Regions from separate parts of the Mus musculus genome. Here regions 1, 2 and 3 are each linked to region 4. Evidence: chromatin loops called from intact Hi-C (ENCODE). Cell type or tissue: left cerebral cortex. All regions are shown on one strand. Region 1 overlaps Dpp10 (dipeptidylpeptidase 10). Region 2 overlaps Dpp10 (dipeptidylpeptidase 10). Region 3 holds the start of Dpp10 (dipeptidylpeptidase 10). Region 4 overlaps Dpp10 (dipeptidylpeptidase 10).

The links. Peaks named below come from ENCODE experiments on the same cell type or tissue, not always from the same donor. Only the 100,000 strongest peaks of a DNase experiment are listed, where the experiment ranks them.
Region 1: a loop joins it to region 4, with 4 times the contacts of the local background. A loop is called at or near these places in 2 of 42 quality-filtered maps.
Region 2: it touches region 4 in a loop (5-fold over the local background); 2 of 42 quality-filtered maps call a loop at or near these places.
Region 3: a loop joins it to region 4, with 10 times the contacts of the local background. A loop is called at or near these places in 3 of 42 quality-filtered maps.

Annotation. Positions count from the first base shown.
Region 1 is chr1:123,607,592-123,615,591 of GRCm38, forward strand. All of the region lies in intron 5 of Dpp10 (dipeptidylpeptidase 10), which reads right to left. Among named protein-coding and RNA genes, the nearest start is that of Gm24791, 220 kb to the left of the region's middle. In left cerebral cortex, no CTCF peak of the experiment used is centred here; DNase peaks (open chromatin) are centred at 3,224 and 6,850.
Region 2 is chr1:123,621,892-123,629,891 of GRCm38, forward strand. All of the region lies in intron 5 of Dpp10 (dipeptidylpeptidase 10), which reads right to left. Among named protein-coding and RNA genes, the nearest start is that of Gm24791, 240 kb to the left of the region's middle. In left cerebral cortex, no CTCF peak of the experiment used is centred here; DNase peaks (open chromatin) are centred at 3,802, 6,568, 6,907 and 7,388; H3K27ac peaks cover 1,967 bases.
Region 3 is chr1:124,042,624-124,050,623 of GRCm38, forward strand. It overlaps Dpp10 (dipeptidylpeptidase 10), which reads right to left and starts at 2,936. Exons shown (of 26, transcript NM_199021.3): 1 at 2,749-2,936. The coding sequence starts at 2,820. In left cerebral cortex, CTCF peaks have their summits at 1,014, 3,561 and 7,834; DNase peaks (open chromatin) are centred at 1,008, 1,801, 2,493, 2,848 and 2 more places; H3K4me3 peaks cover 3,380 bases; H3K27ac peaks cover 3,180 bases.
Region 4 is chr1:123,897,931-123,905,930 of GRCm38, forward strand. It overlaps Dpp10 (dipeptidylpeptidase 10), which reads right to left. Exons shown (of 26, transcript NM_199021.3): 2 at 7,132-7,246. Among named protein-coding and RNA genes, the nearest start is that of Dpp10, 140 kb to the right of the region's middle. In left cerebral cortex, no CTCF peak of the experiment used is centred here; DNase peaks (open chromatin) are centred at 3,122, 3,490, 4,916 and 5,411; H3K27ac peaks cover 1,694 bases.

The DNA.
Region 1 (8,000 bases), 290 kb before region 4:
TACATTGCAGTACTCTTGTGGTTTAAGAACCAACTGGTAATCAGTTTTAATTCACTTTACCATAGATCATATTCCCTAGTTCTAGGGTTTATGATGTGATTATTTTGGGGATCACCCTACCCACCATTTCCATCTATCTTGGAGGAACAAATATGTTAGTGAGTTCTGAGATGGTCATGAAGGCCATGCTGAGCACAAATTGAATTAAGTCAGCAAGCTGAGATTTTATAAGGAAGTAGCATGCTCAGAGGGAGACCATGTGTACAAACAAAAAAACATGTTTGATCCATTAGGAATAAAGTTTATAAATGCAAAGGAGCCCTGGGCTCTTCCACTTGATATTAATGATGGTGACAGGAAGTGCCTCTAGAGGAGGCCAGCTCTACACATGTGAAACCCTTTTCAAGTTTAAATTCTAAAGCAGCCGGGAGCCTTCATTTTTCTATAACAAAGTTTAAAGCTGAATTCCATCTAATAAATCAAAATTAAATAAAAAGAGTATGAGCAAAGTTTTTCTTAGCGGTTAGTATAATTTATTATTTACTTCATTGGCATACATTAATTATCTCGAATAGGAGACTGGTTTAAAACATTTTCATGCATCTTTATGTTGCACCATCAGAAGGTGGTGGCAGAAGGTTCAGAAGTTCAGTGCCATCCTCAGCTACATAGCAAGTTCTGGAGCACATGAGATTTGGTCTCAAAATATATGAATTACCATCTAAAACTAAAACAAAAATAAAAATAAATCAATCAATAAATAAATGGAAATATTTTTATTATATTCACCCCATTCATTTCTCTCATCTTCTTTCTCCTCTTGCTATGCTTCTTCCTTCCTTCCTTCCTACCTTCCTTCCTCAGTCAGTGTATCTTTTATTTTCATGGTGTGTGTGTGTGTGTGTGTGTGTGTGTGTGTGTGTGTGTGTGTCCATAGCTAGGAGCTTCATAAGCATTATGTACATGACCATGGGTAAGTAGTTCTTCATAGAAGTACAAATGCCTGCAACCACTGAAGAAAATGTAGGAAACTTTTTGTTTGTTTGTTATTGTTTTTCTATCTATGTACAGTTTGATGGAAGAGATGGCACTTGCCTGAATTTCTCTGTGCCATCCCCAATTCTTGGTATCAAAACTCACAGTCCTCATGCTCTTCTTACACAGGAGAAAAGATAAGGAGCAAAATATGAAGTTTTTTTTTCCTAAATTTATGGCCAATTTTTGAAGGTAAATTTGGAGAAATTTTAAAATAAACATGCATGGGGCTAAGTAAATACTTACAGCAGACAGATTGACATGATACACATGAATTAGATCCTCTACCTTGCAAAACCAAGGGGCTGTGGTACATATCTGCAATTCCAGCTCTGAGATGGGAGATGTAGGAAGGTAAGTAGTTAAATGTCATACTTACACAGGAAATCAGAAGCCAGCTTGAATTATATAAGACATTGTCTTGAAAAATTAAAGTAATACATAAACAAATGATGATTAAATTTGAATAAATAGAGGTTTAAGATGATTTTAGTAGCATCACCTCTCAGGGAAACCACACAAGAGGTCAACTCACTATACTATACATAGGTTCCACTAGAAACTGTTCTCAGCTTCTTCTCTTCCAACCTCATGGGCACAGTGATAGCCACAAATGAATTTTGGCATATCAGATAGACAAATTTCCAAGGTCAGTCTTGCTACAGAGAAAAATGAGGCAAAGATGACACTGCTGGATACTTCTGGAAGGCATTAGAACCTAAACGACTGCACTCTCTAATGTGCATTCACTAGACACATAGTTACTAGTTAATGACATATCCCAAGCATTTTCAGTTTTTGTGAAAAATCTAAGATAGTCCCCATTTTCAATGAGCTACTTACCTAATTAGACAATTGAGCCATTTGTTTAGCAGATAACCATATGCTCTAACTTACAGAAACACAGATTGTGCAAGCAAGAGTAAAGTTAAATAAGCACGTTTAGGAAAGTTTTCATGAAGACACAACAGACTATGTCACCAAACATTCAGAAATAGGATGGTGCTCAAATAGAAGCTTCAACATTCTGGGTACCGTTCACCTTGCTGGAAAGTAGTATAGACACTTCTAGAAAAGTGGTCAACAATTTACAAACCTGGTGAGCTACAATAGTGATCTTCCTGTAAAATATACCCCCAGCAGCAAGAGTTACATAAATGGTATTAGAGTACCCAAACACTTTTTGATTGTATTTGAGACCTGCTCCATCAGATGGAACCCATATTTTATACCATTAGTTAAGGTCCCTATGAGAGAAATTATTATTATTATTAGTAGTAGTAGTAGTAGTAGTATGCTGAGGAAAATAGCAATAAAATGATTCCTAATGATATATAATCATAATATCCATAGGTATATACTTCACTCACTCATCATCAGAGAAACTTCTTGTAGTAGAAGATAATTAACCAAGAGACCCAAGACTGGATAACACACAGAGTGAGGACTTTGAAGAACTCATATTTCAATGGGATGTCTGTACCACACTGCTCTTTTCAAAACTCAAAGATCTGTCTAGAGGAGGAGTCAGAAAGATAGTAAGAGGGAGAGGAGGTATATGATTGCAAGGGAATACTTTTTTCCAGATACAACAAGAATGATACAATTAAAAGAGTGAACTCACAGAGACACATAGTACCTATAAGTACTATATAAGCCCAAACCAAAGAAAATTCAGCAGGGCTACATGACAGTGGGAACAAACTCCTACCTACAATCAAGAATCTTTTTGCAATTAATACCTGCTGAGAGAGGGAAAACAAATCAATTTTCTTCAGTGGAGTGTCCCTGGGTATATTAACCATATCAGAAGACAAGAGGCATACTCAAAAACAGTTGGCCACACAAAAGAAACTCATGCTTCACTTTTCTTTTTTTTTTGTTTTATTCTGCTGTGTCGTGTGAGTGAGTGAGTGTGTGTGTGTGTGTGTGTGTGTGTGTGTGTGTATCTGTGTGCTTGTTTGCTATATAGTTTGTTAGTGGTTTTGGTTTTCTTTTCTTTAAGAGAGAAAGAACATAAAGTGGAGTGGGTAGGAAGACTGGATCTGGAAAGAGCTGGATCAAGGGAAAGAATTTGCTTACAACATATGGTAGGAACAACTTAAAAACGAAATTAAAACATTCTTTGTGAGAAAAATGAACATTTAATTATGAGCTGGGAATTCAGTTGAAGATACTCTAGAAGATAATAATGGTGAGGGTGTCTTAGTCTGTGAAGGATCTAAAGCTGAAGCCAAAGGAAAAAAACAGTGTGTTGGAGCATGGGGAGAGCAACAAATCTGCAAAAGAGCTTCCATCACAAAACACATCTTATTTAGAAGACATACATGCCAAATAAAAACATGGGAGCTGAGAGAAAATAGAGTAGGTAGGTGCAAATTATGTGCTATAATTTTTATTGTTTTATTTCTTTTTTCCTTGTGTGTGTGTGTGTGTGTGTGTGTGTGTGTGTGTTTGCATGCATGTGTGTATGCACATTCCTATGTGAATGGATGCCTGTGGTGGTGTCAAGTTGATATTGAGATTCTTCCTGGGTCCCTGTCTACTGACTATTGTTGAGGTGATATCTTTCACTTGAATCTAGAACTTGCACCTGTGGTTACTTTTATTAGCTAGCTTGCTCTGAAGATCTCTTGTCTTCTTAGGAGGAGTCTGGAATTACAAAAGGATGGTACTTCTGTGAGGTACTTATATATGCGTTCTGAGGATCTGATCTCTGATTCTCCTTTGTGCAGTGAGCTTTAGCTGCGTATCTTGTCTCAGTGTGTTCTAAAAGGTGTACCACTATGCTAAGTGTGCAAATCATTAAAATCAGGAGCCCATGGGGGTTTGAATAGAAGCAAACAAACCTGCAACTGTTGATACAAGGAAAAAGATACTAAAGAGACATATCTTCCCTTCCCTTAACTCTCAGACTCTTGAAACAATGGAACATAGGGAGCAAGAATTTCCTTGGAAATCTTAAGCTAGAAAGATAAAGGCTGAATGGACCACAATGAATGCAGAATGTCCCTAGAAATCTCAAAGTGGGGACGGAAAGGCTGAAACTTAGTACCACCCAAAGGAACACAGTTCTTCCAACATCCAAAACCACCTTGCAGAGGAGAAGGGAGTCTAGAAATTGACTGTCAAAAATGGGTGGGATCACACCTTGACCAGAACTGCTTACCTAGGCACATCTCCTGTCGTCTAATCAAACCAAGCCTCATGTTAAACTACTAAAGATGGGCGTAGGCATCACTCTATAATTTGACAAGTCAAATTTGAAAACTTTTAAAGAAATAGCTTCTCTCTCTAGCCTTAATTCAAGGAAATGAGTCACTAAAGTGGATGCCTCAGAATAAAAGTTATGAGACTTAGAAACGTACCTAATTCAAAAGCACATGATGTCTTCTTGCACTGGTACTTTTTCCTATGGTATTTATGCAAAACTAAGGTGGGTGTTTAAGTTATATTAAGTTTTTTAACAGATGTATTACAGATTCAAGTATTGTTAAACGTGGGTTTTTTGTTTGTTTTGATAAAATTTAGATATCTCTATAGCAACCCAGGTGTGATGTTGCATGCTCTGATCTGTAAATACAACAAACCTTTAAAGAGCACGATATATAATACTGCAATTAGACAAGATTGCTTTGTTCAGACAATAGCTTGGAAAATAGTCTGTACTGAACTTGAGGGATGTGATTCTGATGGAAAAATGATCTTTAGAAAGTTAGTTTTTAAAGGTGAAAATGGTTTAATTTACAATGCCTTTGTGAATATAAAGTTTCAGTTATAAAATACACGTGCACATACATGTGAACTCTCTCTCTCTCTCTCTCTCTCTCACACACACACACACACACACTCATAAACAGACAGTCAAATATATACATATACACCTAATACTTCACATAAGTTTTTTGAGGAAATATATAAAAATAATTTCTAAACATTCTCTGAGAGTTTAAAAGTTATCAAGAAATTTTGTTTTGTTTTGTTTTGTTTTATTCAAAAACAAAAGCATCATTCTCTGCATTACGGTAAGTTGTTCACAGATTCATCTTGTAGGTGAGGAGACATCTGCACTTATGTCTGCTTGTGGAGAGAGAGCTAATTTTTTGAGGGACATTGACCACAATTTAATGGATGGCCCTACACTATATAGATAGTACTAATTGGACTCAATGGATTATTGTACAAAGAAGAAAGGGCAGGAAGATGGGAGGAAGATGTGTTGGGGGCAATCAGAGGGAGCTGAAGACCAAGAGAGAAGAGTGGCTATCATCAAGATACTTTGTTTCCATGTGTGAAATAGTCAAAGAATAAATAAAAAATTGTAAAGTTATCCATTTTAATGTTATTCATGTGAATGTATACTTTTAATAGCAACAAAAGTGTACAATAATCTGCAAATTCTTTTAAAGTATAAGTATCTTAGGCAGCATTCTTGTGAAAACCAGAGCGGAGGACACAGTGTCAGTGCCCCTGTGGAGAACAGTGCTATTTCTTCTGGGTTTCTAGATACTGTATATTAGATTAACGGTGGTGGCAGGAGCCACAGAGTGACTGGATACCAAGATTGCCCAGGATCTCCATGGATCTCATTACTGGGCTTCCAAAAATCTAGAAAACAGTGATAGGCAGAGCATTTGCAACACAGGAACTGCTTCTGGCTTCTTCAAACATTTAGTAGGTGTGAAGGTGCCCAGGGCAAGCAATGGTCTCTGAAGCTCGACACATGGAGCTATGGTGCTGCTTACATACATTGGCTCCCTCCTTTGCAGTGTCTTGGGAGCTAATGCATTAACACTGATCCGATTTCTGCAAAGAATGATCCCTGGTCTGTGGTGGGGGGCTTGGCTTGTCAGTCAAGCGTTTACTCTGCAACCATTAGACCTGGTTTTGATTCCCAGAAATCATGTACAAATGCTGAAAGTAATCCCAGTTCTAGGAATGCAGAAACAAGAGATTCCTGTAGCTTGCTGGCCAGGTAGTCTAGCAAAACTGGAAAGCACCAGGTTAGTATCTTGGAGTAATGTTTTTGTTCACTATGTAAAGATTACTCTTGTATTATTCAGACACTGAGTTCTGAATTGGCAGTGATCTAATTACAGGCTGGATATTTGGAACTGTTGAACATTCCCTGCCTTAATATTTTGTAAACAGTGATTTCCATCACCTTCTGATTGGTTAAGAAGTATATGACCTATAGCAGAATAGTAAGATGGGACATCAGGGGAGAGAAAAAGGAACTCTGGGAAGGAGTCACCATGGAGACAAATGTGAAGCAGAAAGCCAGGATGGCAGGTAATGGTCCTTGTGGCTGGGAATTAGGCTGAGAAAGAGTCTAAGGTCATCATAGTCCGGGTTAGAATAGTTCAGTGTCTGCCTACTTATAGTGCAAGAAGCTTATTAATAGGTATAAACGTTTTAATGTCACTATTTGGAAACAAGGAAGGGTGTAGAAGGCCCACGCTTTTACACTGCCTATAATAAAAAGGGGGAGTATAGATTAGGAAGATAATCTGGGGTTGCCCTCTATGTTCCATATGCATGTGTACATGCACATCATACATACATACCCCCTATCCTAAACACACAGATCAGGAGGGTAGCCCAGACTTTGGCACAGTAGCAGCATTTTTCATGGTTATTTTTCATTGTATTTGTTTGATCTTATCTTTTAGAGCTTCTGCAGTGCAGAATCATTCTCTCAATTCCTAATTTCATACTTAAATAAAATAATCATGTCTATATTTATGCTTTTATCCAAACATGACTCACATGCACTATTTTCTAATTTTGTCTTTATGCACTGTTAACCGTCTGTCACATTTCATAACTATCTTGGCAGGAATGAGGAGATCCTAAGGAGACTCTTGCACCCCTCACTTTGACTATCAGAGTGAGACAAGGACTCATAAGAAATTAAAGTTTTGTGAGAAATTTCATAATGAGAAAAGAAAAAGTTTGAGTCCTTTCAGGAAATTCATTTCTTGTAAAAAGACTCAAAACTTCTGAGATAACCTTGCAGGAAATACTGGAGAAGAGACTGTGGCCATAATGAATGGCTATACCACACCTTTACTGGACTCCATGGTTATGTATAGCCTTTGCCCTCATTGTAAACATAAACCTGTGTCAGATCTCTAAAGACTGTTATAAAAATGTCACTGAGCATCTTCTTTTTTATCTATCTGTTCAATGTGGCAACACTGAATAATCTCCTTTTTTTAATGTTTTTCAGTATTGTGTTTATGCCTTTGATTGGCATGTTGAAGATGATTAGCAAAACTTGTCTGGGCCCAGGCTCTGTCCCTACTACTAGTAGTAGAATTAAGAGAGTGGAATTTCCATAATAGCTCATAGGTTTTGTACATGGAGAAACATTGCTTTCTCTAAGAGGAAATTCTTTTGATATATTCTATCTGGATTTTATGACAGCATGTGGGCACAGAGGAGACTTTTGGGTACAAATTTTATTTATGACACCAAAATATTTAATGAGAAGTACCAATCATATATTTCTCCCATGATTAAATATACGGACAAAGTCTCCCATGGGGAAACATCACATATTCCCAGGAATGCCCTTGCAAGCTAGGGCAAGTTTAGGTAAATGCAAACTTGAGGGTTTTTTGTTGTTGTTGTTTTTCCTTTAGCCTCAATTAGGTGATTTCATGGGATTATTTTCAGTTTCCCATTTGTCTTTGCTTCCTGACTACTGATACAGTATTATCAGCTCCTTTCCATTTGTCTTTGCTTCCTGACTACTAATATAGTATTATCAGCTCCTTCATACTTGTTACCATGATATTTTAGCTACTATAGTTATGTAGTTTCCATAGCTCAGAAAAATAACCATGGCCAAAAGCAACCTGGAACAAAAGGAGTATATTTTATCTTATATATACCTTTGTCTATCATCTAAGAAACGTGGGGCAGGAACTCAAACAAAGCGAAAATCTTGAGGGCACACA
Region 2 (8,000 bases), 280 kb before region 4:
CATGCCCTCCCATACACAAAATAAATGTGAAACAAATGTTTCCTCAAAAGAAATTAATGGTATATATTTTCCAAGTAATTTGCTCCTAAAATTGTTTTAATTTTCTGAAAATAATTCTTGAATAGCAGGCTGGTTTGGATGAAGTAACTTGACAATGGGTTAGATTTTCAGTACTTAGAATTTCAGCAGGCACATCTGTCAGCTTTGTAGGCAATGGGCTCATTTCCACAGGGTTCCTGTTAGGACACTATTAGCAAAAATAGTGAAACTTCTGCATCCTCCATACTCCAGAGACATTCCTGCATTAGCTCTCCGAGTTTGTTTCTGTTTTATTTGGGAATGAGGTAAGAACAGAGGAGTTATCTCTGTGGACTCAGGCTGCCCATGTATCTGTGACAGATCAAGACCAGTGCCACAAAGGGGAGAGAGATTGAGTGAGGGGGAGGGGTAGAGTAGGAGGGAGGAAGGGGAAGGATCAGGCTATTGAAGGAAAGGAGAGAAAGAAGAGAAAGGAGAGGAGAAAGTAAAAGAGATCAGGAGAGAGAAAGAGAGGGAGAAAGAGAGGGAGGAGAGAGAAGTAGAGAGAAGGAGGGAGGGAGGGAGGGAGGGAGAGAGAGAGAGAGAGAGAGAGAGAGAGAGAGAGAACCTAGAAGTTTGTTAAGGCATACATCAGAAGAGAAGAGTTGTCTAGTATAGAAGATGCATTTATTAAAAACATTAAAACACATGTTTCTTCCTTGCTCTCTCTTTAAAATGTATGCATATCACTGGGCATAACTCTCTACTGTAATTCATCATGTTGGGATCCAAAGGATCTGCAGTGAAGTTTGGTATTCATGATCTAAGACAGAACAACACTGGGGGCTACATATGTGAGAATTCTGCTGTAGATATTCACATCAGCCTTTAAAGGCTAAATACACTTCTTATAATGTATATGTGTGCGCACATATATGTGTACACATGCACACAAATATATGATATATATACATATATATGGAAACAGGAAAATAATAGAGTTCCATGTGGCTGTGGATTCTTTGAGGAGTCACCTAAAACCTAAGGAATGGAGTTGAAAGCAGGCAGTGTCTTATATCTTGGGTATCCTAGGTTTGGGGCTAATATCCACTTATCAGTGAGTACATATTGTGTGAGTTCCTTTGTGAATGTGTTACCTCACTCAGGATGATGCCCTCCTAAGATACAATTTGCTAAACACATGAAACTCAAGAAGAATGAAGACTGAAATGTGGACACTATGCCCCTCCTTAGAATTGGGAACAAAACACCCATGGAAGGAGTTACAAAGACAAAGTTTGGAGCTGAGATGAAAGGATGGACCATGTAGAGACTGCCATATCCAGGGATCCACCCCATAATCAGCATCCAAATGCTGACACCATTGCATATACTAGCAAGATTTTATCGAAAGGACCCAGATGTAGCTGTCTCTTGTGAGACTATGCCGGGGCCTAGCAAACACAGAAGTGGATGCTCACAGTCAGCTAATGGATGGATCACAGGGCTCCCAATGGAGGAGCTAGAGAAAGTACCCAAGGACCTAAAGGGATCTGCAACCCTATAGGTGGAACAACATTATGAACTAACCAGTACCCCGGAGCTCTTGACTCTAGCTGCATATGTATCAAAAGATGGCCTAGTTGGCCATCACTGGAAAGAGAGGCGCATTGGACACGCAAACTTTATATGCCCCAGTACAGGGGAACGCCAGGGCCAAAAAGGGGGAGTGGGTGGGTAGGGGAGTGGGGGTGGGTGGGTATGGGGGACTTTTGGTATAGCATTGGAAATGTAAATGAGCTAAATACCTAATTAAAATGGAAAAAAAAAAAAAGAAAGCAGGCAGTGTCTACAGACTCCCATGGAAGAAAATTATTTTTCTCTTTAGATGCCTGTGTATGCCCATAGATAGATCAAAGCTAGGACTATAAAAGCAGGAGACAATGAAACCTTTGTTGACCATTGTATTTGAAAGAGAGTCTAACACAAAACTAGGTCTGGACATTGGAAGTGGTCTGTGTAAGGTTCTAGAAAAGCTAAACCAAGTTTAGACAAATGACAGTATCTGCTGAGTAGCCTGTCCTTCCTCCTCAATTGACCTTGTTACATGGAGGGCAAATTTCAGGAAGCTGAAATACTGCAAGGAAGAATAAACTGTTAAAGGTGTATAGCTATTTACAAAGGAGGTATTGTGGGAGTATCCAGAAGCACTTGGCCATAGCAGTAAGCTCTGAAGTCTGAGGTTATGTGCAGCTAGTGGGACCATGAGATTGGTTTGTGAAGCCAGCATATACCAGCCTATTCTGCCCAACACATGAAATAATTCTATGTCTGGAATGAGCATATTTGATGGATGTATCTCCATTAAATTCAAATTGATGATATCTCTAAACTAACATTAGTGTTCAGATACATACAAAAGGATGTTAATCTTGGACATTTTGGTTTCAAAATATTAAATTTCTGTGTCAGTAAGAGACAAGGGCAATTGAATAAGAGAATAAACCTGATTTTTGTGTCTAAATTTTCTAATAGTAAATGTGTATGAGGGTGAATTTTGACTTGTGACCATTTTGTTGCATAATATAATTTAAAAAATTCTAATCACTTTGAACAACTTGAGTTTTGTCAAATATAAATTCTAGATACATAATAGGTTTGGAACAAGACTATTTTTTGTAACCATTTGCATTAAGAAAAGACAGGATTACTTATTCAATGGACAGACTTATAGAAAAAATTTGGTACTAACTCTGATTATTTTTACAGTATGTGTATGAGTGTGAGAAAGTGAGAAGAGGTGATGAATGGGCTAAACTGGTGTTGAGTATGGTACCTCCTACATGTAACAAAGCATGACTAAGTTTATGGCAGCTGAACCCTGAGCTGTTAACTCAGAACTGGTCCATTGGTAGAAGAGTGAATGATAATAACCATTGAAACATTCCTCAAAGCAGGGCAATGATGGCACATGCCTTCAATCTCAGCACTTGTGAGGCAGAGGCAGGCAGGGTTCTGAGTTTGAGGCCAATCTGGTCTACAGAGTGAGTTCCAGGACAGCCAGGGTTACACAGAGATACCCTGTCTCTGGGGGGAAAAATAAAGAAAAAGAAAAAAAAAGAAATATTCCTCAATTCAATGGTGTGGTTTGTTTGAGAAGAGTTGAAGGTTTGAATAAGATACTAAATATATACAAAAGCAAAGCACAATCAGAAAACCTCAAGGTTCCAGAAGAGGATGTACAATTTTCTCCCAATGCTTTCATGAACACAAATCATGTATACATAGATCACTATGTTAAAAATCAGAATATTTTCTTTGTTAGGACAGTCATAGCACAGGTATAACGAAATATACCACAAGTTCTACAACTACTACCTCTAACTTAATGATATATTCAATGTCCTGTCCCACTTAAGATCCTGTTATCTACCAAAAATGCATGGAAATGTATTACTTTCAAGAATCAGAATATTTTTTTGATAATTTAATAGATTTATTCATTCTAGTTTCAAATTGAGAAAGAGGTTTTCTGTTTGTTTAAGGAAGACTAACATGAGTGAAATGACAGATCAGAAAAAAAAAACTAATCAAGCTAAGTTAATATACTTATTAGTTCTAAAATTATGATGACTCCCATTTACAAATAAAAGTTACATTGGTTTCATATTATCTATAAGAGCAGGCTGGCTATCTAGGCGGAAAGATACAATCTACATTTGGATATAAGGTTTCACGGAAATGGGGTGGTGTAATTTCATAATTTATGCCCAGTATACCAGAGCTAAGATATCTACAGGATATACTTTGAAAGTCAAATGACACCAGGCTTGCATATATATATATAAAAAAGCAATATCTAGATAGCAGATGAATAATGCAGTAATGTACATTGAAATGTTCACATTCAATTTCTCTGAATTTCTTTTGGCATGGCAATTTCTCTTTAAGTCTATTCATCTACAAGTCTAGGCTACAACAACTCTATGAACATTTGATCCAAGTCCTTCTTTTTCTATCTTCTGAGTCATCATGCTTAGAGAGACATCGTTTCAGACTTCATGCTTCAAAATCTATGAAATTAAAATGAAAGTAACGTTTGACTCTATATCTTAATACCTTCTTGTCTGAAATCAAAGAAGGAAAATATTAAAGGCAATAGTCATAGAGAGATACTGGCCTTCCTAAATGTCTGTTAATAATTGTTTAATCATCATCCATAGAAACTCAGACTCATGGATTTTATGAACTGGCACTATCATTCTAGGCTGAATATTTAATTTAGATATTGTCCAACATTATTTAAATCAGTGAAGTTACTTTAAAGGTAGGTTTCCCACATATTTTATCATTTCCTAAAATGTACTACTTTGGAAAAATCTCCTGATGTTTCTTTCACATGCTCAGAACATGTCAGAGTCCACAACAGTCCAAGGTGAAACACAGAAACAAATTCAGCCTAGAGAATGCAGAGCTCAGCAGCCTTAGCTATCAGAATATATTGATCACATTGACAAATCTGTGTGAGTGAGAGAACTGTTGTCCTGGAAAGAGCCTTCCTAAATGACAAGATCAAATTTATAGTTAAAGTGTTTGAAATTGCCTATAAACACAGACGGCATAAATGAGAGTTTGTCTATCACCAACACAACGGTCTACATGTTTGCCACATACTCAGCATTGCAAAACCCCAGAAAGAAAATTTAATCTCAGGTGGGGAAACAAAATTCTCACATTAGCATCTAAAAGAGATCAATTTTGAGCATTTTAAATAAATCAGTGTACCATTCCTCCTAGAACAGCAATTTGCTTTAACTGGTATCACAGAGATAGGGTTTTATATAGATAGGGAATCTCCCTTTCCTTATTAGACAGGCACAAACATAAAAAATGATAGAGTTATTGGCTAGTGATTCCTTTCAACTAAGCTTGGAATAGATTTGGACACTTATGCCATCAAAGGTAGAAAGCAAAGGAGAAAAAGGTACATTTATTGATTCTAGCTCAGCTATCACTCTGTCCCAGAATGAAAAGTCCTGGATGCCTATACACTTACTATAGATATCTTTCTAAATAAAATAGTAGCTATCTTCTCCTATGCTCCCATTTTTTTTTTTTGCTCATGAAATGGGACTGAACATGGTACCATGCACAAGTAGGCAAGCATAAAACGCCTAAGCTATATCCCTAGCCAATTCCCTCTACACATCTATTTATGTATTTACCTCTCTATCTTTCTACCTGCCTACCTATCTCCCTCTCAAATTGTTTTACAATTTTGTACATACATGTAATGACTCATTTAAAGTTTTACTCACTATTTTTCTTTCTCATTCACCCTATATCTCACTGAAATCTTTTTTCTTCCCCATGAGTCCCTACATTGAGAAAAGTGTCTAATATTTTATTTGTATGAGTTTGCCTGCACACTCCATGCTTGCTGCCTATAGAGATCAGAAGCGGATCGCTATACCATAGTTAGAGCTGGTTGTGAGCCACCTTATGAGTCTTGAGACTGAACCTAGTCCTCTGATAGAGCACCCAGTACTCAAATATCATAACTGTTATGCCATCACTTCAGCTTGAATCCCCCTTTTTTGAGACAGGCTTTTTAAGCCTTCAGCCTGTCCCCACCCTCGCCCTATAGCCCTGGTTGGTCTTTAATTTATACTCGTTTAGTTGTTTACTTCACGAATAGCTGGGATTATAGGTTTGGAGCATCAGGCCATTCTGGAGGTTTATATCCCATCGACAAAAGTCTCTAGTCCACTTATTTTGTAACTTGGACTTACTCTCATGAATGCTTTGCTTTGAATCTAGAAATTAATGCTGGACTGCACAATTTTCACTAAATCTTTTGTTTGAGAGGTCCATATTACCTCAAGTCACTATTCCAATCTGAAAAGTCTACAGAAGCTGGTAAAATATTAAAAGTAAGACACAATATAAGAAATATATTAAGAATTGAAGAGAAGAATGTTCCCCATTTGGTGATTCTAAGGAGGTAATTTGAGAAAACCCCACCTCCATGTGTCTAGAGGATCAGATTTCTCAGAATTTCAAGTCTTGGGGAAAAGAAAATATGTTTTTATATAGCATCTTACATCTTTTAAGTGTTGAAAGCTGAGACTTTTTGTTGTAATTTTGAAGTCACTATTTTTTGCCAACACTATAAAGGTCAACCCAAACACAAGTGTGATTGGGCTAGTTTACTACTTTAAAGTTAAATAATTTAAGCAAAATGTCAGGACAATGTATCTTTTGATTATATATATATATATATATATATATATATATATATATATATATATATATGTGTGTGTGTGTGTGTGTGTGTGTGTGTGTGTGTGTGTGTGTGTGTAAACTCTGGCAAATGAGATTTCTCTGATTGTTTTTTTCATTTTCATGACAAGTACATAAATAGATTTTAAATTGTACCAGGCCATAAGAATTTCAACAGAAAGTCTGAACCAGCTGCAACCCCATATTGGGCTTTCCCACATGCCTTTAAATATGCTTTCAAGTTGATTCTCATCTCAACTGAAAACTTGACAAAGAAAATAGGTCAACGCCTAAGCAGATGGAGACTGTGAATTTCATGCAAAAACTGAGAATGAAGGTCACTTTCTACATGAAAAAGATACTTACAAAAATGGAAATATTCTGGGGTCATGAATTTGCACTGGAGATTCGTGTCTCAATATTGTTCTAAGCATATGTCTATTAACATACGTTTGAACACACTTTGTCTCATTTATTTCATTTTCGCTGTGCATTTTGAAAAAAAAAATATTTTAAAGACGTGATGTGAATAACATAGAGGATTTAATGACTTTGGACTAAACAAAACTGGACTGAAGAATCAAGCCAGCATCTGTGGTTTATGTTCTGAAATCCACATAGGATGCAATGAATTCAAATCATCTGTTCCTAGTACTTCATTATGTAAACCATTAGATTTCAAATACAGAGGAGCCGGGCGTGGTGGCACAGGCCTTTAATCCCAGCACTCGGGAGGCAGAGGCAGGCAAATTTCTGAGTTCGAGGCCAGCCAGGTCTACACAGTGAGTTCCAGGACAGCCAGGGCTATACAGAGAAACCCTGTCTCAAAAAAACAAAAAAGAACAAACATACCAAAAAAAAAAAAAATAAAATCCAGAGGAAAACTCTCTGCAATTACATAAGAGAACTTGCTAGCTATCCTGTAGCTTTATTTTAGCCTAACTAGCAACTCTTCTATTTATAATAACTTTTAGATTTTTCTTGAAGGGGCAGTCTCTTACATCATGGAGAGCAAACAGAAAAAAATATTCATGCTGAAGGAAAGGGTACAGTGTTGTGGGATGATGTCCTCCATGCATGATGAGGTATTGCACTATGAGAATCTCAACAGCTGGGATTAAACACGTGAGACCTACATCAACCCGAGCCTCTCAACAATTCATCATGAAGGGAAAGGAGGCACATGAGGACTCCTCCACACCTGAGGGCTTATACGCAGTCAGTTGAGGGTTGACTGAGAAAACAGGCTTAGGAGATATCACCTCTACCTGAGAGTTTATAGGGAGTTAAAAGTTGCAAGCAAACAATGGTTCATATAACTCTACCCCTGCCCTAGGTAAAGAGTGCTAGGTGGAGAAACATACATTTTCTTTAACTGTCTAACCACTGACATGAGAGTTGCCCACTAGTCACAGTCCTAGGCCCTATAAATAACTCTACCTCTCTTCTTGTACAGAAGAACTAACTAATTTTTCAATAAAAGGAAAGAGTTTACACTGTGTGTGGGTCACAAAAGTAGAATAACTAGAATTATTTCAGGAAAGGCAAGAGGATCAGGAATACTAGGAGGAATAAGACAGGGTAATAGCAGTGGCAAGCATGACCAAAATGCATTATGTCCATGCATGGAAACTCCTACTAAAACGCATAACTATGTAGAATTAGTAAATTCTGATTACAGGAGTACTGTCTCTTGCCTG
Region 3 (8,000 bases), 140 kb after region 4:
ATGTGCACAGCCCCTGCTGTTTTCTTAGGAGGCCTTGCCTCTAGTCAGGGTGAATGTGACAGAGGACAGCAAATGACAAGAGGAAGCAGAGAAAAGGAGCCCTTTATAGGCTACGATAGTTTCCGGATTCAATGACCCCCTAGCCACCACCATTCCCAAGAATGACTTTTCTTGCCCCGTGCTAAATGCATATATGTCAGATGCCACAGGGCAAGGCATCTATGAGGCTCATGAAAATCACTATCACAGAAAGTGAAAGACCTTCTGGACAACATTCAAAAGTCTAAATCACTCAGAATCAATACACACTGAGTGAGTAGCTGGAATACGCCTCCTGTTTAATCACCGAAAAGAACTGCATGAAGGTAAAAGTTAAGTTAAATTTATGAATTTTTATTTTGAAGTATTCTGGCAGCCAGTACAATTACTGTAACATATCTAGCATGACATGAACATTGTCTGATTATTTGAAAATTTTCAAGGCATAGTGACTGAATCTGTTCAATTCTTTGTTTCAGACCATAACTTAAGCATTCACAATGGCCATCATTTTATATATTAGTCTTTGAACAAGGAGAGTCCTAGCTACAAGGATTCCCCAGGAATTTCTGAAAGTATCCTCTGAGGCTAATGTAATAGTTATATCAGCCTAACTTTGCATTTACAAAAATCACCCTCTTCCAATACATGGACTGTATGCATATTACTCACACTTTGAAATCATGTGCAAGCACAGAATCTCTTTTAAATACCCAATTAGAATTAGACTTCTGCAGATGACCACTCTCTGAATATCTGAAATAGCCATTACCAATATTCATGCTAGGGAAATAAATGAATCCACGTTCGAACCTCTCTTACCATGTGAATTTTAAGTGTCAGGTTAATCCTGACAAAGGGATTTGCCACGCATATATATAGTGTGCCTCTGTATATCTGCCTTGCCTCTTGCAAACCTCCCCCACCCTTCCAGAAGCTGTCTGCAGCACCTCAAGTTACCAGCTGGTGTCACAGGTTAGTGAGCAAAAATTTCATGTGTAGACTCTCTCCTGGCTAATCATTCTTATCGGTTACATCCCTCCTGGAGCAGTCGAGAGTCCAAGCCTTGTGGATAAAATTTAAGGACTTCAGCCTTAAAAGGGAAGATTACATCCGTGTTCCTCTCCTGAAATATTTTTCAATAAGTCTGCCAACCAGTCTCTACATGGTGATGTGTGCTGATGGGGGAGGGGGGCAAAGAAGAGGTATAAGAAGAGGGGACATTGTGGAATAAATAATATTTTAATCTTTGCCTTCTTATCTAAGGGCGAAGAATGGGTGGTTTAAGGCTGCAGACGCTTCATAAACTGCAATTTTTACCTCACTAAACAGAGAGAGCTGTAAAGCACTGAAATTTTCCACCTGTGTGAAACACATGTGCAGGGAGATGGGATGGGATAGGAGAGGGAGGAAAGAGACCACAAGCCAGGGGAGATGACCAAGACTGGAATATTAATAACAACATTCCTGGCATCCCTTCCTCTGCTTCAGCATCGCTCTGGGCAATTTGGACAGCTCCTCCAAGGCTACAGTGTTTAGAATACCAAGAGCTGAAGAGCTGGGGTCTACTTGCCTTGTATGGTCCCCCAGCCCAGTCACTGCACTTCTAACTGTGAGCTGAGTGTCTATGCTTAAAACGCCTCTAGCAGCCTTCCACCGACAGTGCGCTCCTTGGGCAAAGAGCTTGGCGCTCCACCTCCTGCATCTCGCTGCGGGATCATCTAGCTCCATAGCATTGCGCTGACCAAGAATGGCCCTCTTAGTCCAGTTGTAATTGATGTAAATATGATCGCATCTCAGGCAGATTCTACAGCCTCCGTCCTCCTTGAGAGAGCTTCGCCTCGCTCCTGATCCCTCCAACTTTAGAAAAAGCGTGACTCAACTCTCAAATCTCCCCCAAACCAGACCCAGGAAACAGACATTTCTCCATAACATTAGGCTACAGATTGTCTAAAGACCCAAACAACACCAACCCAAAAAGGGTGGCAGGTATCAAAGGACGCAAAGGGGACAGTAATAACCAATCAGCCAATACAGGGCACCTTAGTTCTGCAGGGCACCTTAGTTCAGCAGACGCTACACATCTAGACCCAACAAACCACCAAAGCCAGACCTTCCTTGCCATTCTGAATGATAAACGCCTTTTATTCCCTCATGCTCAGTTTCACCCGGCAGACTAGAGAAGTCCTCTTTTCCCACCCTGCTTTTCCATCATGATCCTCTCAAAAGAAAACAGAAGGGAAACTCTAATAGCTTAAAGGTCGTTTGCCTACTTCAGTATCTCCAGCCAGCGCGCGTCTGAGCCAGTGAGACAAGGCTGGACCTGTTCAAGAGCCAGTCTCCAGGACAGCGCTAGATCCATTCCAAATGCGTTCAGCAGAAGTCAAGACTCCCCACGGTAGAACAGATCACCCCTCCATCCCACAGCAGCCTATCTGCCTTGGCACATCTCCAGCCTTTACCTCTCTGCCCGCTTCCCCACGGCTCTCCACCTTGAGCATTCTGACGCCAGAGCGCACTAGGCTGCTCTAAGTTCCTGCTGGGTCCATGGATGAGACAAGAGAGCCTGGGAGTCGGGCGGAGGGAAGATGAAGAGAGGCAAACGTGGGAGCGGATCCTGAGGGACTAATGTGTGTGTGTGGGGGGGGGGGGGACACTGATTGGAGCCACCCCTCCCTGGAGGGATAGTCCCTAGAGGCCAACTCTCACCTGGTCGGCTGGCTGCGACTGGGTTGCCCTGGCCCCTGGGGTGGGTTGCTGCTCCTGCTTCATGGCTGTCATCCCCTTGCCGCCCGCGTCGGAGCTCACACTTCCTCGCGGGCACTTCACACTCGGGGACCGTCACTTGGCAAGCGATCGCATGTCACAGACGCCCCGTCGCTCTCGGAATTGGCGGAAGAGAAAAGCAGCGGCGGCAGCGGTGGGGTTTGGGGGGGGGGGGGGAAGGGGAGCGCCAGGGAGGGGACGGAGAGCGGCAGCAGAAGCAAGTAGTCTCCCTCTTTTGCAGGATCCCTCTTTTCCACTACCGCAGATCCTCGGACTCCCCACTGTCCCCGCCCCCCCACCACCACCCGAAAATGCAGACACCAGATGCGACCAAGTGGCAAGTTAGTGGAGCGGCGGGCGGCTGGCTGCCAGCACCTGATCGCGCCGGAGCGGTGGCTTGCAACGCCGGAGGAGCCAGGCTTTCATTCTACCGCAGTCCGCCACCCGCGCACCCGCACCGCCGCCGGCCCTCGGGGCTCCCCGCACGGTGCTCAGCGCGCCAGGTGCAGCAGCAGCAGTAGCAGTAGTAGCAGCAGCAGCAGCAGCCAGGCTTTGCGCTCCAGCATCTCCCGAGCAACCTTAAAGCGCGCGGGAGACAGCCCCGTACGCGCTCCCCACTGGTGTAGCCCAGGCCGCCAGGCTCTACGGGCTCCCCCCAGCCCCCCGCCCACCCCCCGCGGGCTCTGGATAAAACCCGGAGAAACGGAGTGTGAGCTAGTGCAAAAACCCTTGGTGGCTCCAGAGCGGCCACTAGGCATGCTCCAGCACTTCGAGAAAGCAGGGGTAGCAGGGGAGGGGGTGCGAGGGGGATCCCCGCCTGGGGCCCCACTGGGCGTGTGCGACACCTGTCTGCACCGGAGACATTTGTCCCATACAGTGACCCAAGGGTGTGCATCATCTACTGACTTAAGGCAATAGAAAGGCTTTAACTTCCACCTTGGATTCCTGAGATGGCTGAACGCACTGGAATCCCTAAAGGTTTGTAAAAAAAAAAAAAAAAAAAAAAAAAAAATTGACATTAACCACACATGGTTCTTCTTTCCACATCCTTTTTACTGCATACATTTTTTTTTTTTAATTCTTAAGTTCTTCCTCTCCATTCAAGCCATTCCCATCCCGAGTATGTTTCCCAGAACATTTGTCCAAACAGGAGATAAGAGGAGGGGGAACAAGGGCTAGATTAAGGCTCTGATCCTCTCCATTCGCCTTCCACCTTTCCACCTGTATGCAAGAGCTTAAACTACAGCGTGGAGCCTGGGACCTGGAGCCCTGGTACAAATCAGAAAGTCAGCCTAGTTTAGAAGTGGAGCACTGTGGGCTATAATTATCAAAGGTCACTAATTTCACCGGCACGTACCTGCAGGTGGCTCTGTCCAAGTTGCGCAGAGGAATATATTTTGGTAAATGGAACACAAGCAATGTCCTAGTCTCTGATTTCTGGGTCCACAGAGGATTGCTCATCACTGAAAGGCAAGAGGGAGACAAATATCCCAGCATGGGTTTTCTCCCCGAACCGAGTTGGTCCTGGGGCTTGAACTCTGGTGCTCATGCTCCATACCCGGGAGCATCTTTACCTACAGAGCCAGCTGGTGCTTTGATAAATTCAGTAGTTGGGTAGAAGGAACAGAAACCTTGGTGTTGGGTAGCTGTGTGGGGGTATGGTTAGCTAAGTGCTGTCTCCTTTCCTGTCCCAGTTACTCTATGAAGTTGCCACTTGTCAACTGTCTACCTTTGCTAATTGCGTTACTAGAAAATTATGTTTACCCCCAACAGTCATAAAAACAAATCTGGGTGAAGGCAAACCTTTACTTTTCAAACATCTGTGATCCCTGACTTCTTGTGAATGTTCTATTTGTTCTGTTTGAGTAGAAATAACATTTTGATGGGAATAATTTTACTTGTTGTAAAAGTATAAAGCATGTATAAAAATGAAATACAAGTAAAATAGCTAGTCTATAAATCTAGCAACCCAGATTTTTCCCTTCTATGTCATTTGAGTGGCTGGGGAGACAGCATGCATTATTCAGAAAAATGCGTCCATCTTTACATTTTGCTCATCTCTTCATTATTGGAGTGTACGAATCCTCTCAAGCGATTCCATTTTGGACAATTTGCTCAACGTGAGGGAACTTACTTTATGACAGATTTCTTTCACATGGAGAAAGTATGAGGCAGGAATAGTGGCTTCCATTTGGGATAACTTATTGGATTGAATTCAGTGGCTGAACTTGCATTCACTTTTAGTATTCAGTATAAAATTTACTTTACTTTCAAATCAAGACATAAATTGTTACGTGCTTCACTAACTCTGGTGCCTGGGAGAAAATCTTACTTTCAAGAATAGGTTATTTGAGTCTTTGCCTTTTGTCATGGATACCTATAGTTTAAATTTCAGAAACTTAAATAACATGTAAATTGATTTCCCCAAATAAAATACTCTCTCTATATATAAAATACTCTCTCTCTCTCTTCTCAGAAATGTGAGTAAATGAGACATTGGAACTACAATCTTAGCTTTTCTAGTTCTAACTTGATTTCCTACTGAAGGGAAACATTTCTTTCTAAGAAATGTTTGCAGTTCTGTTTAGTATGGTCTCTGATTACAGCATCATTAAAGACAAAGGTAGAAATACTAATTCATAATCTAATATTCATATAACAATCACTGCACTGCTTGTGTGTGTAGTCCCCACCCAGGCTTAGGCAGGCTGGCAGTTGCTCCTGCTGTATCATTGTGGAGCTAAGAGCCAAGGGAAGCCAATGGCAACTCACCTCTGCATCCATATCTGGTAAAATTAAAATTTCCACACTGGATCACTACTAAGATCCCTGCTAGCTCTAAATCTGCGTAATTTTACATGTTTAGTTTCGTAAATCAGAAAAGTGTCTCCTGAGTGATAAGTTATTTACTTATGTTTACAATGTAGTAGGGGGAAATTAGATTATGAATATATACAGATTTTATATATATATATATATGAGGTAGCTCACAAAAGAGACTTACCTATACATTTTCCAGTAGTTTCTTATTACACTCACTTGCATAGTAATTATATTGCTTTATTAGTATCTTTAGGATTCATAAATGTAAAATTAACATTTAATTGACATAGTTGTGCGGAAAATAAAAAGCTTCATAATGAGGTTAGGGAAATGACTCCTTAACTAGTGTTTCCTGCACAAGCTTGGGACCTGAGATCAGATCCTAAGCCCTCACACTGAAAATCCCTGGTGGGATTCCATGCCTGTAACCCAGAACTGGGGAAATAAAAGGAGGAGGATCCCTGTGGTTTGTGCACAAGCTAGTCCTGCTGAGTCAGCAAGTTGCAAGAGAAAAATCATGTGTTAAACAGTAAGATATAGAGCATCAGAAGAAGACACCAGATATGGAGCTCTGGGCTTCTCACATATGTGCATGGATGTTCCTGGGCACCACACATACATGTACACACACATACACACACACACACACATACACACACACACACACACACACACACACACACACACACACACACACACACCACAGAGGAACCCATGGGTGCTTACAACGTAACTCGAATAAGGTATAAGGTAAAGTATAATGAGTTTTGTGAATGCCTCTGAGAAAATTTTCTTACTTTGTTTCTTGGAGGAACTAAAGCACGGGCATTGTAACACTTGTGAGTAGGTAATGAGGGTTGTTTCCTGTTCCAGTGATGGAAAATCATGCTCTTACAACTTAGAGACACCTGATAAAGCCACCCGTAAAATACTCCTCTTATAGGTTATACATGTGTTCTGATAGATAGCTGACCACTTCATTCAGAATAATTTACTAAATTTAAGTTCACTGTTGTACTGTGAAAATGGAATGGCTTCAGGTTTTCATGAAGACACAGTTTACACAGCTGCCTTCTCCATGGATTCACTGGGTTCCTAGAGACACCCCCCCCCCCCCCAACCGTTTTGCAGACATCTCCCCTGGGCATCTCTAGCTGGCTGCCAGAGTCTCAGAAGTGAGATACTCCACTGTATCACCTTTCCCCTTAGAATATGAAGTTGAGACATTCAGGACAGGTTACGAAAGTAGATAATGAGGGAATTGGCTCAAGATATTATTAAAATAATTCAGCATCCGTGGCAAAGATAGATTGTTCCAGAAAGAGGCATGTTCTATCTGTTCTAATCTTCCATTTCAAAACATAGGCACAGGGACAAAGAAGCAAAATTTACTCTCTACCAGCAAGCAAGTAATAAATAAGACCCAGTTAAACGCTGATATGTCAGAAGAAGACAAAAACGCCCTGAGATTTTACAGAGCAGAGTAGAGACAAACTCTTCAAATTCAGATAAACTAGATAAAACTAATGTGACCCTGAAAACAGCTACTTGCATAGCTACCCCCACACTCTTCTCTCTTTTTCTATAAGTAAATCTGCTTTGTCACAAACAACCTGCCTTCAGAGGGCTTTTCCCAGCAGGTGCTGGTCCCCCATTGAGTGTCTGTAATGAGCAGAGTACTAGAGAGACAGAGTTTATAAGCCAGGCTTCAGAGACCTGGCAGGAAATGGGTCCAATTAGCTCTTTGCACATGAAGATGCAACTTTAGCTCATACCATTTGCTATCATTTGGTTTCGATTTATAAATTACTTCTCCTCACCTCTATAGGCTTCTCAAATTCCCCCACAGTGCTAAAGCGTCTCTCATGTCCTTGGGCAGAAAAACCAGTACAGTGAGCATCATTCAGAAATAAGCTGTATATTTCTGAAGGTCTTAGCTGGCAAACTATAACAGATGCTTTGTTTTAAAGAAAAAAGAAAAAGAAAGAAGAAAAAAAATGGACAGGAAGAAAGAGGCAATGCCTATTCAAGTGCTGTTCGTGCAGGCAACTCTGCCTGTTCTGAGCTTTTTTTTTTTTTTTTTTTTTTTTTTTTTTTACTGTTAACTAAACTTTCTGTCACTCTCTGTCTGCGACAGGAAGACTCTCCTGTTATAAAAATTCATAGCCCAATTATGATCTCTGGTGGAAGGAGACAGAGTTGCAGTATCCTCAGAGTCATTCCTGTTGCTCACCAGAGACCTGGGGATATTGACAAACAGCTCATTCATACTGAGTTGCAGTCTGAAAGAGTCTCTCTGCTTGTTATATTTACACACCTCACGTCTTCCTTTCACCTCACAGCCTTCGGTGACATATATAAGACCATCAAGG
Region 4 (8,000 bases):
GCCTTGTGGGCCCCTCCTCAAGTCATAATGAACTGTTGAGGGACCCAGTTTTATACAAGTTTTTGCTTGCTTTTTTTCTGATTGTTGTCCCAGTAAATAGGACTAGGAAACCATCTTTGTGTCAGTATTACAAACAGCTAGGTTAGGTGTTAGATTATACATAAATGTAATGCCAGAGAACACAACAATGCATCAATGTCACATTAGGGAATGAAATAATGATGTCCTCTTCAATTTCATTGACCAAAAAAAATTAGTCTGCACTGAATTCTGCATTTCTGTCATCATATCTCCATTTTTTAGCAGTTTGTGGTTACTGGCCTGTCTGTGGTCTGTCTGTAGCATGGACCTGACCTGTCCCTATTATCTCTCCTTAACAAAGAACTTTGCTCAACATTTATTGAACAGCACAGAAAACATGGCACAGGACAAGAATGATGAATTCTCTATAGAATTCTTTAGCAGTTTTACAAGGAAAAACGTCAACCAGCTGACTCAGAATTGTATAGATATGCTATCAACCTACATCTATGAGGCTGGCAACATTTTTGGCGAATATATATTTTGAGGTTTCATCTACTGTGTTGGCCTATTTAAGCAAATAATTATCACAACACACACAAACACAACACACACAACACACACACAGTTGGCTAAGAAGCATTGAAAAGAACATAATAAAAGTAAAGCTATTCACTTAGGTTAGATTGTAAAAGCTGATTCCATGGGAAATCCAAAGCAAGAAAGGTTGGTGATATCGGTCTCTTAAAGGCAAGTTAAAGTTACACAGGCTGAACACACTGTAGAACAGAAACAAAACCAAAAACAAACAAACAAAAACTTTAGATGTCATTTGCTGTGAGGTCTGGCACAAATTCAGTTTTTTAAGGGGTCAAGATATATCATCATAAATATATATCACTACTATCCTGGAGCACATTTAACTGTCATTCTGATACTTAGGCCAATTTGTTTACATTCGCTTGCATTTATTTTCTCCAGGATCCTATGGCCTGCTAATTATTTTACAAGTACACACACACACACACACACACACACACACACACACACACACACACATAGTTCTAGATCAAACTCACTCCTCCGGGCTCCTAACTTCATGTCCTCTTTTTAGTTTTGTTTCATAACCCAGGAGTCCAGTTTGTGCTGTTTATAAACTTGGGGGTCTAGGACCATCCACTTGAGCACAGTTTAACTACCAGGGTCCACACCCATAAATAAAACTGGCTTTCCTCCCACAGAGGCCATCAACTGTTAATAGCTCCTCAATTAGGAGGAGCCATCAGGAGCCCCTCCTTGATTCTTGCTGGAATGTTGACTGCCTTGATCTTGTGCAGGTGGTATGGGAACAAGTAAACCCCCTCTGAATTCAGGTGTACACAGTCCTGGCTTGCCTAGAAGGCATTGTTTTGTTTGTTTGTTTGTTTGTTTGTTTTCCTGGACCTTCTCAACTTCTGTCCTTTATAATTAGGCCATCCCTTTCTCTACAAGAGCTCTTAGGGATATATGATATATATGATATAGAAATCTCATCCTGTGTGACTAGCCTGGCCACTGGCATTTATTCTTCGTATTATGATCAATTGTGAGGTGCTGCATTAATCTCAAAGCAACTTTTCTGATGAAACCTTAGAGCTGCACTATTTCTATTGGTGTATATAGAGAGACTTAGTGGGCAGTTGATACCATTTTCATTTTGTCAAATAGTACTGGTAGGTTCACTCCCAGGGCCTGTGATGTTTCCAACTATGGGTTTTTAGACAGGTTTACAGTACCAGGCATGTGTTTCCTCTTGTAGTGTAAGCCTTAAACAGAGCACCATGGGAAAGGAGGCTTATGTGAGGAGAAGGATGGGAGAGTATGAGAGAAGGGGAGGGAGAGAAATATCTAACACTGAGGAGATTTAAACCGTACTATTAAAACTTAATTCTTTCATAAGATTTCTAAATAAGAGTTTCTACAAAACACTGTGACACACACACACACAAAGAAAAGAAAAGAAGAAAAGAAAAGATAAATAGAAAAAAACTAAGCACCCCTGTTTTACAAGCATGCCAGAATTGGTTACCACATTCTTTTAAAATGTTTTTTAGAACATAGTAATAGTCATCCTATATTTAAAAACATTGTGAGTGTGCATACACACAATTAGTTTTATATGAAGCGAGTTGTATACATTTGCACATTTATGTAGTTGCCAGAGGACAATCTCCAATGTTCTTTTGAGGAAAAACTTCCATGCCCTTGTCCTTTGTGGACAGGGTCTTTCATTGACCTGAAGTTCAACAATGAAGTCAAACAGAATGACCCTAGAACCCCAGGGATCCTCCTCTCTCCACCTTTCCAGGGTTTCTATAAAAGACACAAGGCACTGCAGCCAGATTCTGGCCATCGAACTCAAATCTTCTTGCTTACAAGGAAAGCACTTTAACAAATGACCTTTCTTTCCAGTCTCTGCTATACACTTGGTGGAAATCTGGGACTAAAAATAAAATTTATTCATATTAGACTGATTGCAATACTTTTAAGCATGAAGGTATTTGTAATAGTTACTATGCATTCAAACATGAAAGCCTTTGTATCATGTTTGTAGAATACAAACATTGTTGACTTTATAGTCATTGCTTTCAATGATTCCCAAGTACCAGTATCAAGGTCTTCCCAAACACCTTTCTCCTCCTTCTTCCTTCTTCCTTCTTCCTTCTTCCTTCTTCCTTCTTCCTTCTTCCTTCTTCCTTCTTCCTTCTTCCTTCTTCCTTCTTCCTTCTTCCTTCTTCTTCTTCCTTCTCCCTTCTCCCTTCTTCCTTCTCCCTTCTTCCTTCTTCCTTCTCCTTTTCCTTCTCCTCCTTCTCCTCCTTCTCCTTCTCCTCCTCCTCCTTCCTCCTCCTCCTCCTCCTCCTCCTCCTCCTCCTTCTTCTTCACCATCTCTATTTCTCTCTTCCCTCTCTTCTTGCTCCTCCTCCTTTGTTCTACATTTGGGTTTTTGTTTGTTCATTTATTTTAAGACAGAATCTGTCTATGTAGGACAGTCTTAGCTATCTTGAAATTTCCTCTCACTGCAACTCCTCAGCTGGCCTCACACTCATAGAGACCTGCCTTTCTCTGCCCTCCAAATGCTGAGATCAAAGGCATGCAAACCCCAGTACTTATTTCTTAAAACTAGTACAAGCTAAAGCATATGTATGTTTGGTTAATATACCTATGTATTTAACTTTTCAATTAAATATGGAGACAGGATTTTTCTTTTCAGAAATGTTACTTATTAAAGGGGATACTTGATTGGTTAACTCAGTCTTTGAAAACAATTAAGCCTTCTCTTCACAAGGCACAGGAATTCCTACAAGCTGGCAACTCAGGCACCTGTCTGAAATTACCTCTGTAATAAAATATGCAATCAAGCCAAAATTACAATGAACATGTGTTCTTCTAGATATAGGCTTGCATTCCTCAGCACTTACCCACCCACGGGCTTCGGGGCTATTTTGAGAAGAGCAGCTTCTGAATCATTTCTCAGACTAGATAGTCTCTTGTGTGCTTTCACTCATCAAAATCTAAATGTTACTGTTTTCTTCGGTGAAAACAACACAAAGAGAGTGTGTGTAAACGGGATTTGTATGTCAGTAGACTGGTCACCATTACTATAGCTGCTGTTATTCTTACTATGTCATGTGACAGTCATTTTTTATGATAGGTACAAAGGCAAAGGATCATTTCATAGCCCAGAAAACACTATGTCTGCTTCTGTCTCTGTCAACAGACTCTTTCCTTGACAACTCTCTCTCTCTCTCTCTCTCTCACGCACACACACACACACACACACACACACACCTCTGTTATCACTGTCATCTCTCTGTGTCTGTATCTGTCTGCCTCTGTATCTCTGTTTCTCTGTGTAAATCTCTGTCTCTGTGTCTTTATCTCTCTCTCCCTTTCTGTTTCTTCCACTCCACCATTATGCCATCTTGTTTTGTTATCTCCTTCTGTCATCTCTCCCTTTCCAAGTGAAACACACTTGAAAAATTATAAATTAAAACCATAACTGTTGATTTCAGTTGTATGGTTAATGTCATATGCAATTCAGTATTTGGACTGGGGATGGGAGAATATCTAGACTTATGTGTTTGTGTAACAGGAAGAGGTTATATATTTAAATTTTAAAAGAGTAGGAGTGCCAGCCAATACCAGAATATCTATACTATGGTTTAATCTTCACATTTACCTACCAAATGATTTTCCTGTGTATGTTGTATTGTGGATACATACATACACATTCATGTTTCCATGTATGTAACCACACATGTACACATAAATGAGTGGATGCCATAGACTAACATCAGATATCTTCTTCCATTTGTCATCTTATCTGTGAGTAGGAACTTTCAGTTGAGCCCAAAACTTACCTTCTCCCCATCCTGTAAGCTCACCCATCCTATTTCTGCAACCTTCTTTTACTTATATTAGAACCAGCTTTTTGGGGCTTCCAATATAGATTGAAAACTAACAGTTATCCAGAAATAATCCAGGCCTTCAACACCAGATTGGAACTGGGCAACTACCCAATTGAACCTTTCCAACGTCATACAGCCATTTTGACTTCCTGAACCATACTGTGCAAGCCATTCTAATGATTCCCATTTTAATGCATATATGTATTAAAATCACTAAGTTAGAAAAAATCCTGAGTGAGCCACAGAGGGAGAGGTAGTAGAATCACATTGAATGGGTGAATTCAAAAGAAGCACAGAAATTCTGGAACCAGGCCTTCTTTTTCTGCATCTGGGGGATAGGCATGCATTCAAGACAGCAAAAGCAAATGGTTCATTTTTTGTAATTATGCTCAAATTCTTATGTTTAAGCGAAACACCATCTGAACAGAAGCTCATCTTCCTGGAGCGGAGCTTCTTGGCATGCTGCAGTCACTTATTAATGCCATCACATTGCTCAATTACTCCAAACCACAGATGCACGAATGAGGCTGTGAGGGGGAGGCTCCCCGGAGCAAGCTGGGTGAGCCAGCTCTTTCCAGGAAATCGGGTTTTCTCTCTTATTTCTTCAGATACCTTTCTCTCTTCTTCCCTCCCTCATTGGCTACCTTCCTTCTTTCTCAGTCTCTCCAGAAGATAAATAAAAACTACCAACTATTTATTTTTTCTAGTTTACATATTTTGGAAGTCAATATTTTTAAAAGATGGAATATTTCACCAAGTAGCCCATTGGAGTGATTGATAACTGTCATTTGTGTAATTAGTCACTATAATTACATGAGTAAATGACTCTGAAATGGAGCTCCTGTTAATCACATTTGTTTAATGGGAAATAAGTTCACTGTCTTTACAGGGATTAGATAATGGTGAAGTTGGTGGTGGGGGAGCGGATGTGTTTAAATGCAACATGCTTAGCAACAGGTTACAATTTTGTTAAGGTAAACTATGGACTCAATGGAAAGGTCTTGCCTCACTAACAAGGAGGAAAATAGAAGACATCTAATGACAGTCTATGTACTTAAGGACCTAGATTTATTCCAGAAATGAATGCATTTGCATAACACTAAGCACACCTGGGCACCTTGTCTTTGCAGAAGATACCCAGGTGGGCTACAGAAGTGTGCTGGCTTTGTGCTTTTCTGGAAGATGGCTTGGGGTGCCTGTTACTTCTGCCTCACTTTTTAACCCCTACTAGAGCATAGTGTAACTCCTAGGGATTAAAGTAATGCCCATGGGTAAACTAAGTGCATGAAAATTCCCACACAAGATTATGTAAATAACCCCGTCCAAAAATTATCATTGGGGCAATACTCATTGAAATATTCTATGTTTGTAAAAGCACTGATTTCTGAACATGTAAAATACTAAAAATAAATAAATTTTATTTATGCTCTAGAGAGACTAAGAAAGGAAAGAAGAGAGCCAAAGGGGATGGAAGAAAAGAGAAAGGGTATTGAAGAAATCAGAGATAAAATACAATTTCCTGGACAGCGATAATTCACACAACACGCTCTGTGGAGCCTCTCCTTTACTGCTTTCTCATCAGTCTAAGGTGTCAAGATACCAGTAACAACACTGGAAGAAGAGACAAAGGGAAAAGATCTCTACATTCTGATCTGTCTCTTGTGATATGATCTCTACCCTCTCAGATCCTCGGTGTCCATATATTAGGTTAGCATACACAGAAGTACATACAGTTCCACATGGCATGATCTCGTGTTTCCAGCCACAACAAAAGCCAAAAGGGACTATTACTCCAGTCACTGCATTTCCAAAGACCACAGAACCAACTCACTCAACACTCAGGACAATTTTGTCACCAGATTCAAAGTGACTCTTACTCATAAGAGTTTGCTCCTTTGGGGTCCTATGTATCTTGGGCTGGCAACAGCCTATATAGCTACGAATAATTGCATACTTCTGACTTTTGCACATCTAAACTCAGCTGCAAGGATTAAGGCTCTGCACCATCACTCCCTATTTACATAGTCCTGGATGTAGGTTCCAGGGTCTCATACATGCTGGTTGAGCACCCTTCTAACTGAACTACAGTTGCAAGGCCCCATTTCTGAACTACAGGTGCCCTTTCTTTTTGAGAAGGCCATATAAATGACATTTATATAAATGCTTATGTATAATTAATAGAATTTTGGGTTTGGTTTCTTGCACTTAGCTTCATGCATCCCTATCATTTTGAAGAATTTTGTGTACATTGAGCATTTACTCATTTCTCTGTGGAATACTGTTTTATTACATATTTGTTCAAGCATTAGCTACTTGAAGGATATATGGATTCATTTCTAGTTTGGGATGATTCCTAATAAAATTACTATAAATTGTGGAGTGCAAAAATGAATCACATATCTTTCTTTAAATAGTTATGGAGACCACGAATCTCCTTAGCATCCTTCTTTTACATGTTTCAGGATCCAGCTTCACCCTAAATGCCCACAAAATATTGAATCCACAAATATCACCATGTCATTAGGCAAATAATCTAATAGTACTTTTAAAAAATCCAGCCTGTATTAGTCTGCCCAAAGAAACCACAAAGAACGACCTTTGTAAGGCATGATGAACATATCTACCATAATGCCACTCAAAGAGAGGAACCGCAATGGATTACCTGGTGTTAACAGGATGACAGACATTGTGATGAGTGAGCATACCACCAAGATCACCAGCAGGGCAATGGCGATTCCCTTCCAGTTTCTTTGTGGAGGGCTGTTACTTCCTAGTTCCTGCAGAGACAGAGAAGGAGTTTTGTAATTATAACATGCTCCAGGAGATATACGTTCTTAAAAGAAAGATTCAGCACAGGCACGATCGCAGTTTGAAAGCTGATTAGGATCAGTTTTCTCTTCAGCAACATCTTTAATTATTCAAAGGTGAATGGATTATAAATGGATGGATATATTTTAAGGAGTACAGTCTATTTTCTTTACCAGAGAAGGTGACATCATTTTATACATGCTGTCTTGGTGTAAATGAAGCTCCAATTCATTAACTCTAGGTAAAGGACTCTGCCAAAGTGCTTTGGAACAACAATGTCATCCTGCCTTTCTAATCACTACAATGGAAGATAACACGAAGAACTGAATCCTTGAAGAACAGTCAGCTGCTGGTCAAAATGTATGAGGAAAAGATTGGAAACAACAAAATGATACATGATATACTTTACCATCAAACAGTGCACACTTTTTTTTCAACAAAGCAGGTTTATTTCAAATAGGTTTCCCACCATTCATTAAAAACAAACACAGTGTAGTAGCTAAATTAAATGATTACTTGCACTATATGCACATACTCATCTCTCTCTCTCTCTCTCTCTCTCTCTCTCTCTCTCTCTCTCTCTCTCTCACACACACACACACACACACACACACACACGAGAGAGACAGACAGAGAGACAGAGAAAGATAAAAAGCGAGTGAGAGACAAATCTTTAAAAATATCTCATCAACACTGTTTCTGAGTGATCATTGTAACACTTGG